Linked DNA regions of Mus musculus: region 1 is linked to region 2. Evidence: chromatin contacts called from ENCODE Hi-C or POLR2A ChIA-PET data. All regions are on one chromosome and are shown on one strand. Each heading gives the region's core, a stretch centred on a gene start or an enhancer-like site at or near the end of the contact. The rest is flanking DNA. Distances are from core to core; before and after follow the strand shown. Region 1 overlaps Zfp36l1 (zinc finger protein 36, C3H type-like 1). Region 2 overlaps Gm36660 (a long non-coding RNA gene).

What was found. Hi-C counts contacts between places; a loop is a spot of excess contacts on that map. ChIA-PET counts read pairs that join two places held with the same protein, here RNA polymerase II (POLR2A).
Region 1: a loop to region 2 is called in a map of heart, with 2.4 times the contacts of the local background. The contact joins two enhancer-like sites. A Hi-C loop is called at or near these places in 6 of 37 maps with a recorded cell type or tissue (adrenal gland, gastrocnemius, heart and 1 more). POLR2A ChIA-PET finds 5 or more read pairs at or near these places in 3 of 5 experiments (all embryonic stem cell).

Annotation. Positions count from the first base shown.
Region 1 is chr12:80,107,181-80,111,665 of GRCm38, forward strand. It overlaps Zfp36l1 (zinc finger protein 36, C3H type-like 1), which reads right to left. Exons shown (of 2, transcript NM_007564.5): 2 at 580-3,368. The coding sequence ends at 2,409. Among named protein-coding and RNA genes, the nearest start is that of Zfp36l1, 3.6 kb to the right of the region's middle. Within about 2 kb of position 1,978, at least 2 of the 3 ENCODE cell types and tissues checked have a DNase peak (open chromatin) inside an H3K27ac peak, as active enhancers do; they include gastrocnemius and heart, where a contact is called at or near this core.
Region 2 is chr12:80,020,544-80,025,068 of GRCm38, forward strand. It overlaps Gm36660 (a long non-coding RNA gene), which reads right to left. Exons shown (of 4, transcript XR_872852.1): 4 at 1-1,411. All of the region lies in intron 1 of Gm36834 (a long non-coding RNA gene), which reads left to right. Among named protein-coding and RNA genes, the nearest start is that of Gm36834, 3.2 kb to the left of the region's middle. Within about 2 kb of position 2,672, at least 2 of the 3 ENCODE cell types and tissues checked have a DNase peak (open chromatin) inside an H3K27ac peak, as active enhancers do; they include gastrocnemius and heart, where a contact is called at or near this core.

The DNA of each region.
Region 1 (4,485 bases), core at 728-3,227, 86 kb after region 2:
GATGGGAACTACTGACTTCCTATACAGTCTATGTTAACCTCCATCTTCCCTTTCCAGCCCTGCAGTCAAATCCAGGTGCAGACTGCCCTTTCCCATCCTGGTGGCTCCTCTGCAGGCAGGCAGTGCTTCCTCATACCGGTTCAGGGGTGTACTGAGGCTAGGACCTTGACTAGGTTAATGCCTATGAGACCAATACCTATGAGCCCTTGACACAGTCAATGTAAGCCAGCAAGTGCAGCATGGGCTATGTACTTTATCAGTAGCACCCTGACCATCCCCCAAAGGAAGTTCATAGTGGGAAGACTGGATGATCCTGTCACAGCTCCCTACAGTAGCCAAGGTCACACAGGTCAGCAAGGATACCCTGGACCTGCTCTCTGCAGGCTCCTTTGCTAAAAAAAAAAAAAAAAATAAATAAAATAAATAAAAATAAAAAATACCTCCGCCCCACCCAAGCTGAGTGACCTTAAGGCATCAACATCCAGAGTTATGGGTTTAGCTTTAAAGATGAAAGACCAGCCACCTCGTTGCCCCAAGGAGTGTCAGACCAAGGAAAAACCTATAGACAAATCATTTCTTGAAAAACGGGGTTTATTGATTTTTAAACTGCAAATAGTCGTTACAAAAAGTTTTTTTTTTCTTTTAAATAAATTCACACAAAGAAAGAGAAATAGAAAGCGACGGTAGTGACCAGCAAGAGGAATAATAATTACATTCATCTTTATGTGTGTGCGCCAGTTGTTTATGTCAACATTGGAAAACTCCAACCTGGAATCCAGAACCACAAATCTGCGAGCGGAATGTCTTGAGATGGGCACATGGAATTCAAAGGGTTTTTCTCTTTTTTTGTTTTCCCTTTTAGAAGCTATACATAAAATGGTGGTTTTCCTTCTGTACTGTCACAGAACTTATACATACATTCTCAGTCCTACCTGTGAAAGGCCTAAGGAGAAAGAAACTCAATTTGCAGTCCAACACAAAGGGGAGAATTTCTAAAATAAATAATCCAACAGTTTTTTGCATTTTTTTAAATTAATTTTTCATTTTTTTAAAATAAAATAACCAAAAAAAGTGTAAAGTTACAAAAATGTTGTTGAAGAATAATATATTAAAACTGTGGAAAAAAGGAAAGACACGTCACAAAATTTTAAGATTAATATGAAGATCATAATTTAACATAAAAGAATATATTCTATGGATTTGTCATCCCGATAAATATGAACAAAATTAACAAAAAAAGCATAGTTTGGCAATAAATACGTTTTGATAAGTTAAATAAGCTTTTTTATATTGATGTGCAGTGATAAGCAACATTTTTGCTCTCCAATTTCTGAAAGTTAGATGAAGTTTAAACCCAGGGAAAAAAGCATTGTGTGGGGGCTCTAAGGTAGACCTAAGGTATTCTAGAGCAAAATCCATTAAAGCTACTTCTACAGGAAATCGTTTTACACAGATATTGTATGTGGAATGCAGACCATTAACTGCTCACCCCTTACATGTTTTTTTTTGTTGTTTTTAGCTTTTCTCTCATTTGTTGTCATTTTTAAGATGTCACATATGAATTGGGGAACTTTAGCACCAAAATCAAGTCTCTCATAGTCCATCTAGTTTCCCCTTCCTCCCCACTTAAAAAAAAAAGAAAAGAAAGAAAGAAATTAAATCACGAAGTCCCACTTATGTCAAAACCTTCGTCCAACTTGTTCAACCTTTGTCCCTGGAGACCTACACAAACCCAGGCAAGATTAGTCAACAGGGGTTCGGGCTGGGAAGTAAAAGGTTTTGAAAGTCAAAATAGACCCCTCCCCCCAAAAAAACCCCAAGTCCAGCAACAACTCTCTGAGGGAGGTGAGTAACTATAAGGAAGAGGAAGAGTGTGCGGGAGACCGAAAGAAAGGTGCACTTGTGTGGCCAGCTGGGGGAGCTGCTGGTTGCGGGTCACCCCACCCCCACCCCCAACCCCACGGGCAGAGGCTCTGGGAGGCCCACGGGTGCCCCCTGGCGTTGAAGAGGTAATGTAGTCACAGTGACAAAGTTAGATTACAAGGCACTAAGTTGCTTCTGTAAACGGTTACTGCTTTTTTTCTTTTGTGATTTGGCACTTAAGGCTTAAGCCGGGGGGGGTGGGGGGGGGTAAAAAAAGGCATCTACTGACAAAAGATGGAACTCTGTTATGCGTGGTTAAGTGGGCTATGAAATGGAGGGAGAGGGTTTCAAGCCAGAAGCTACCAACAAATTGACTTGTCCTTATGTGGGGGGAGGGTAACATACCAAGGTTGTTCTGGGAAAGGGGCTGAGCTTAAATGTATCAATGTGGGGTTTGAGGGAAAGTTAGGGGGTGGGGAGGTGAAGGGAAGAGATGGGGTGGAGAGGTGAAGGAGGCATGGGGGGGGGTCCCTCCCTACCCTGGCTTAGTCATCTGAGATGGAGAGTCTGCTGAAAATGGGCAGGCGTCTTGAGTTGTCCAAGGTAGGGGAGTCTGAGCCACTGTGGCTGGAGCTGGAGCTGCTCAGATAGCCCTCGTGGTCCGAGAGAGAATCCTGAGGGCTGGGGGGAGAGTCAAACATGTGAGGGGATTCGGACATGGGCCGGAAGAGGAAAGTGGTGGGGGAGCCTCCCCCAGGCAGCCCCATGCTAGGAGCAAAGAGGCTCGCCAGCTCCTGGCTGGAAAAGGCGAAGGGGTTATTGGTGCCATCGGGCAGAGTAGGTGAGCCCAAGAGGTCATCGGCGCTCAGGATAGGGGGTGGGGTGATGGATGTGGGGCTGTCCAGCAGCCCCGTGGCAGCGGCGGTGGCAGCGGCACTGGGAAACCCAGCAAAGCTAAAGCTATGCTGGAGGCGGGGACGGTCAGCGGAGAGGTCTCGGCCCCCCGCCAGGGCGCGTCGCTCCTCGGCGTTATGAATGAAGTGGCAGCGGGGCCCGTACGGGCAAAAGCCGATGGTGTGGAAGGTGCGGCACAGCTCCGTCTTGTACTTGGGGTGGCGGGTCAGGCTGCGGAGCTCGTGGATGCCATGCGCGAACTGGCACTTGTCCCCGTACTTACAGGCACCGTTTTCTTCGAAGGGACGGCACAGCTCCGTCTTGTAGCGGCTGGAGTTGACCTGGCCGCTCCCAGGCTGCTTCTGGGTGGGCAGCAGCCGCTCGCCCCCTTCGGAGAAAGAGCGGTCTCGAAAGCGGCTGTCGCGTGAGCTCAGGGACGGGGCCGGCTCACCCTTAAGGCTGCTGAGAAGCTGGTTCTGATGGAACTTGGAGCTGGGCAGAGTGACCGAGTGCCTGCGAGGGAAGCCCCCGCCAGCAGGGGTGCCCACTGCCTTCCTGTCCAGCAGGCAGCCCCCAGCGCTGGGAGTGCTGTAGTTGAGCATCTTGTTACCCTGGGAGGGGAGGGAAAGAAAGGGACGGATGAGTGACTGAGGACATCCACGAGGCCAGGGCATGGTGTCCACAAAGGACAGCACCTCTCCATCTGATAGGCCAGTCTCTCTAAAAGGAGCCACCTGGATTTATTTTGGCACTGCTCATAAGAAACCGCAAAATCCTGCCGTGTGTGGAAGAAAAAGTTATGTATTCATCCCGCCCCGTGCTGACCCGATATGTAGCTTCCTCCTGTCCCTAAAGCTAATTTTCCCCCCTCTAAAATCCGGGCCCCGTTTATACATTCCTCAACTCAGAGAGCCTTTCACACAAGACAGTCCCTTTTCATTTCCCTCCCCCTAAAAGAATCAGGTAAACCTAGTTTAGAAGTTTGGAAGGATGAGCCAAATCCTCTCTCAATCAGTCCCTGCTTACCCGCCCCCCCCCCCCCGCCACCCCCACCCCCACAAAATCTGGCCCCACACTCTCCACCATTTCCTCTTCCACAAGTGTGCCCTTCCTTTGGCAACAGGTTTTCAAACTGTGCTTTTTCCTTGCTTGTGGAAGGGCCTAGTCTGGGATGTGGGTAGAGGGATATAGTGTCTGAAAACACAAGGTTCGGGAAGGGTAGGTATCCCACACCCTGGGAGGGATTTTCTCCCAGCATTCTCCACCCCCTTCACTAGGAAGATGCCTTTGCACTTGGTTTCCTGGCTGCGAGAGAGCTCTGGATAAGAGCACCAGTGTTTAATCTTGAACCAAAGCTGCAGACGAGAAGGAAAGCACCAGCACGCTCACACTCCCCGACTCAGTCAATTGGGGGCGGGGGTGTGTGAGTGAGCAAGGACAGAGGCTGCCACAAGCCCTAGTCACCTGCCCAAACTACCTAAGATTTAGAAAAGAGTGGGGGTGGGAGACTTGAAAGTTATCTCCAGGCCCCTGACACATGTGGGTGTGTGTCATTGTGCAAATTCTAAAGTTAGTCCCTTAGGATCCGCAGCAGGGGATCGGGAATCGGTAACCCTGTAACCGCAACCACCCCACCGAGCGGATTACAGGAACCCAGAGGAGAGCCGCTTCCAACAATGAGGTTCATTTAAAAAGTCCTGCGGGGGGAGGGGGCAAAAGAAAGAGAAA
Region 2 (4,525 bases), core at 1,422-3,921:
CCTTAATGCTAGGGTTGCCAGCATATACCATCACACTCAGATGCTGTGTGTGGCTCTGAACTGAAGTCCTCATGATTGCTGCCCACTGGGTCACCTGTCCTGTCCCCTTTGCTTCTTTTAAAAAAGAGATGCCTGTACTGAATTGAAAGAAATGTTAGTCCCTACCAGCATATCTGGGTAATAGGATTATGGAACATTTTTATATTCTTCATGCTTTCCTTACTTAAAAATATTTTAAAGAGGAAAGCAGCTTTTCTTTTTCTTTTTTTTTTTTTCTTTCTGGGATTGTTTAGTCCCATTTGGCCTCTAAAGACAGAACAATGCAGTAGACCGTTAAAGGGCCAGGCTGGAGAACTGTCTCTAAAGAGGATGCCTGAATTTCAAGAAAGGATGATGTCCCTGTCTTCTGTCAAGAGACACGGGGCACAATGATCAGAGAAATAGGCCAAAAGCTAAGACAAGGGAAATGGGGTTCCTGGGCTAACAGAAAGCCTAAATAACTTCTGTGGACTCTCACTCTTTCATAGTTTTGACGTTTTTTTCTGAACTCTTGGGGATTCACTTCTCGGGGACAGAAACCCAGCCACACAGGGTTAACCCTTGCGTTTTGCTTCACTGAGCATGGTGTGGGGGTGAGAGCAGAGGGGGCCCAGCCCAGCCCCGGCTCCAGGCAGCATTAATAAAATGCAGGTGTTTGTACAGTTGCTTTAAAAGAGAGCGGGGAAGAAAGAGTCTCAGCTGCAGGAAGCATATAGAAATGAGCAGGGTTCAGTGGAGAAGAATGTGCAGGCAAGTCATGAGAACGCATTTTGCAAAGTGGGCTGGATTTGGGTGACTGGAATGCAATGATTGCTGATACAGGGCTGTGTGTGTGTGTGTGTGTGTGTGTGTGTGTGTGTGTGTGTGTGTGCACATGCCTGTACAGACAGGATTCTATTCTTACATAGACATATACTATCACCATACATCTTTTCCCAGAAGCACCTCAGACATCTTGGATTTGGCCTTCCCTCGCTATGACCCAGGATTGGTTGCTACAGACCCCACCACCAAGGGGCTGCCTTTTCTCTGCCTTTTCCTTTCTCTGGACTTCACACCCTGCCCATCTTCCCCACCACCATCCCTTTCCCTCTGAGGCTTCCCAATGGCTGTTTCTAGTTGGCCTCCGGTGTCTTCATCTCCCCTCTGCTCTATCTCCAAGTCAACACTCAGGAGCCCGGTTTCCTGTTTTCAGAGCCCACTTCTGTGGCCATAGCAGAAAAGAGTCCTTGGGCATCTATAGCTCTGCGCCAGTGGCTATTCAGCTTCTGTTGCTCGTGTGCTGGCCTCCAGGAGCCTCCTGAGATTCCTGTGCTGGTTTATAATGAAGCAGGTGAGGGAGCTGCATCCTCTTGGCCACTCAAGGCAGGATCTGAGTGAAGAGAAACAGAGGTGATTACCCTGAGACCTGGGCAGTAGCTCCAAAGACAGCTGGGTTCAATTATGGTCCCCCTGTCCTCCTTCCATCTCCTATGATAAAGGAGGTTGAAGCTGGTTACGCCTGTGGTTTACATTGTTTGGGTCCTGGTCTGAAATCCATTGAGGAATAAGGTTATAGCCATTTGATGACACAAGAAAGAAACTGGGTGATCCAGGTGGGGCCCCAGACGGAGGTAAAGTTCTTCAAATGGAAGTGGGTTCCTGAGTTCATGAGGAGAGAGGACCAGGGACATATGCTGAGAGGCGTAGGGCTCAGCTGCTGCTAATCCTATGCTGACCCTGCCTGTAGTGTGTACGTGTGCAGGACTAATGTGCTCTCCAGAATCCAGAGCCCAGAGGTCACGAGGAGATCAGGGGCTGGCAGGAACGCATCAGCTACCCTCTCCCTCAGCCCAGACAGAAATAACACTCTGGAGGATCAAGCTTTTACATTCTCACCTCTCCCATCCACCAAACTGGAGTCAGCAGATGGGAAGAGCGGGGCAATCAGATTGGCATTTAGCAGCACAGTCTGTGCCTGGGTCAGCCTTGGGGGGAGGGGGTGGGCTTCAGGACTAGCTGCCAGCCCACTAGGGAACTTTAAGCACTCCCCAATAAAGTTTCTGCAGCTGCAGTGCCCCAGGAGAGCGAGCCTGAGATACCTAAGATTTGAGCTAGCAGGGATGACAGTGGCAAACACCTTGGAAAATCCAGGATGAGCACTCTCCAAACCAGCATCATATGTCTTGGAGAGCCCCGGCCTCTCCTCCCTTCTGGGAGTCCCGGTAGGGGACAGCCTTGCAACTTCAGGACCGCACCCCTGTCTGAAAATCTTATGGAGCCCCTCCCCCACCCGCCCTGTGACAGGGGTCAGCAAGCCACAGATGTTTCTAATGAAGGTCCCAGACCCTGCCAGGAGGTAACAGGCAAACCACACAGCCCTGGATCCCACAAGGGGCCACAGCCCCCGGACCTACGAAAGCACACGCTGCCCAGTGAATGAGACCCACACTCTGGCATTCTCAGTTCTTTTCAGGAAATTGCCAACTTAGCCCTTGGCTTTCTCCTATCCCGCGCCCTCCCCGTTTCCGTAGTAACACCCCCCACCCCACCCCACCCCACCCCCGCGCGCGCCCACCCTCCGGAGCCCCTCCCCTTGCTGCCTGCCCCCTCCTCTCTTCTCCACCCTCGGGTCTCATCAGTCTGGGTGGGAACCAGGATTAGAGTGCCTGGGGACTGGGCCGCTTTTCCCAGGGCCGCTATGCTTTCCTGATGTCTTTGCAGCCGCAGGCTCCTGCCCCAAGCTTTTCAAGTCCCCAGACTTAATGAGCGGTCCTGGGTTTCCTCCTCTTCCCTTTCTCTGCCTCCAATAAAGTGAGAGAATTAACCCAGGTTTTAAGTGCCCGGGTTCCAAGTTGCATATCAAAGGGGGCTTCCCCAAGCTGCTTCTGCATTTCAAAGGGGCTGATTTACGCTTTCACTTAAACCCACACTTTTTGGGGTAAGAGTTTTACTGAGAGGTCAAACTCTGGAAAAACAAATGGATCCCCATTCACCCCTCCTGGGGTGCGCTGGGCCATTGGTGTATAAACTGCCCACAAGAAAGGTGGGAAAAAGGCTGCTCAGAAGCCAGGGCCCAGATCACCCCTGTTCCCGTGGGGTTTGCCTTTAGGAAGTGGGAGGGAGCACCGTCGGATCCTCCCAGCTGCTACAGGCCCTGTGTGATGGAACTAGTCAAATCCTAAACTCTGTGGCTGCTTCCTGCCCCTCCCAAGTCTGTTAACTACCATATACTGGGCCTTTCCTGCTTTATTTCCTTCTAACTGCAAAGCCCCTGACAATATTTAGCTACCATAGACCCGAATCAGTTTCCGAACACCAGCTTTCTCACACCCTCATAAAGCATTTCCACCCCAAATCCACTCACTCCACAACCTCTGCCATCATCCTACCCCACCTCAATTCACTCCTTGCTATGACTTCCTGATCCTTGAGGTCCTTCTCCCAACATCTCACCCCAGAGCCCACCTCCATGAAGTATCTTGAGAGATTCTGATCTCCACCATAAATGTGAAGACGTTCTTACCATGATTTAACACAGACCTGGTCCTTAAGCTTTCTCCATCATTAAGTCCCTGCGGAACGTGCAAGCAGTCAATGAAGCAGTCCTTGAGAGGGGCCAAGGAGATGATACAGCATCCTTGAGGAACATCTTAGGCATAATCGAGGGGTCAGAGCTGGAGAAGCATGGTGTAGTTTCCCCTTAAGGGTTGCATCTGTGTTTCCTTCTCTCACCTCGCCACCCGAATATTCATTTATGTAGTCACACAGAGCCATGTGCTGGCAGAAGACCTTACTAAGCACCTTCTGTATGTCAGGGGATTGAGACCAGAGAGCCGGTAATGAACTACAGTAAAACAAGATGAAAACCCCATCTCCCATGAAAAGGCTGTCAGTGTGTATAACCACAACTAACCTCTCCGTGAGGGTCTGGGGAAAGCTTCGGGCAATTTATTTCTAACTTGGAAACTGGTCAGGAACTTAGCAGATAGATGAGTATATTCTGGGTGCAAGGAATAGTAGGGACAAAGGCTATGATGGTGGTATCCCACCGATCAGTGTGTCCAGTACTCAGTGTGGAGGGAAGTAGCAAGAGAAAAAAGGGCATCAAATCTCATTATGGGTGGTTGTGCTCACATGTGGTTGCTGGGATTTGAACTCAGGACCTTCGGAAGAGCAGTCAGTGCCCTTACCCTCTGAGCCCGGTGGCACACGCCTTTAATCCCAGCACTTGGGAGGCAGAGGCAGGCGGATTTTAGAGTTTGAGGCCAGTCTGGTATACAGAGTGAATTCTAGGGCAGCCAGGACTGCAGAGGAAAACCCTGTCTCAAAAAACCAGAGGGGGAGACGGGTTATAGGTGGGAAACCCACCACCTCTGCCACGTTACCACCCAAACTTGACCCTGCTAAAAACCAAGTTGCATTCCTGAGTTATAATCAAGTTCAGTGCTCTGAGTCTGCCTCCAAGAAACATCACCAAGGCAACCTGAGGTTGACAGTGACACTG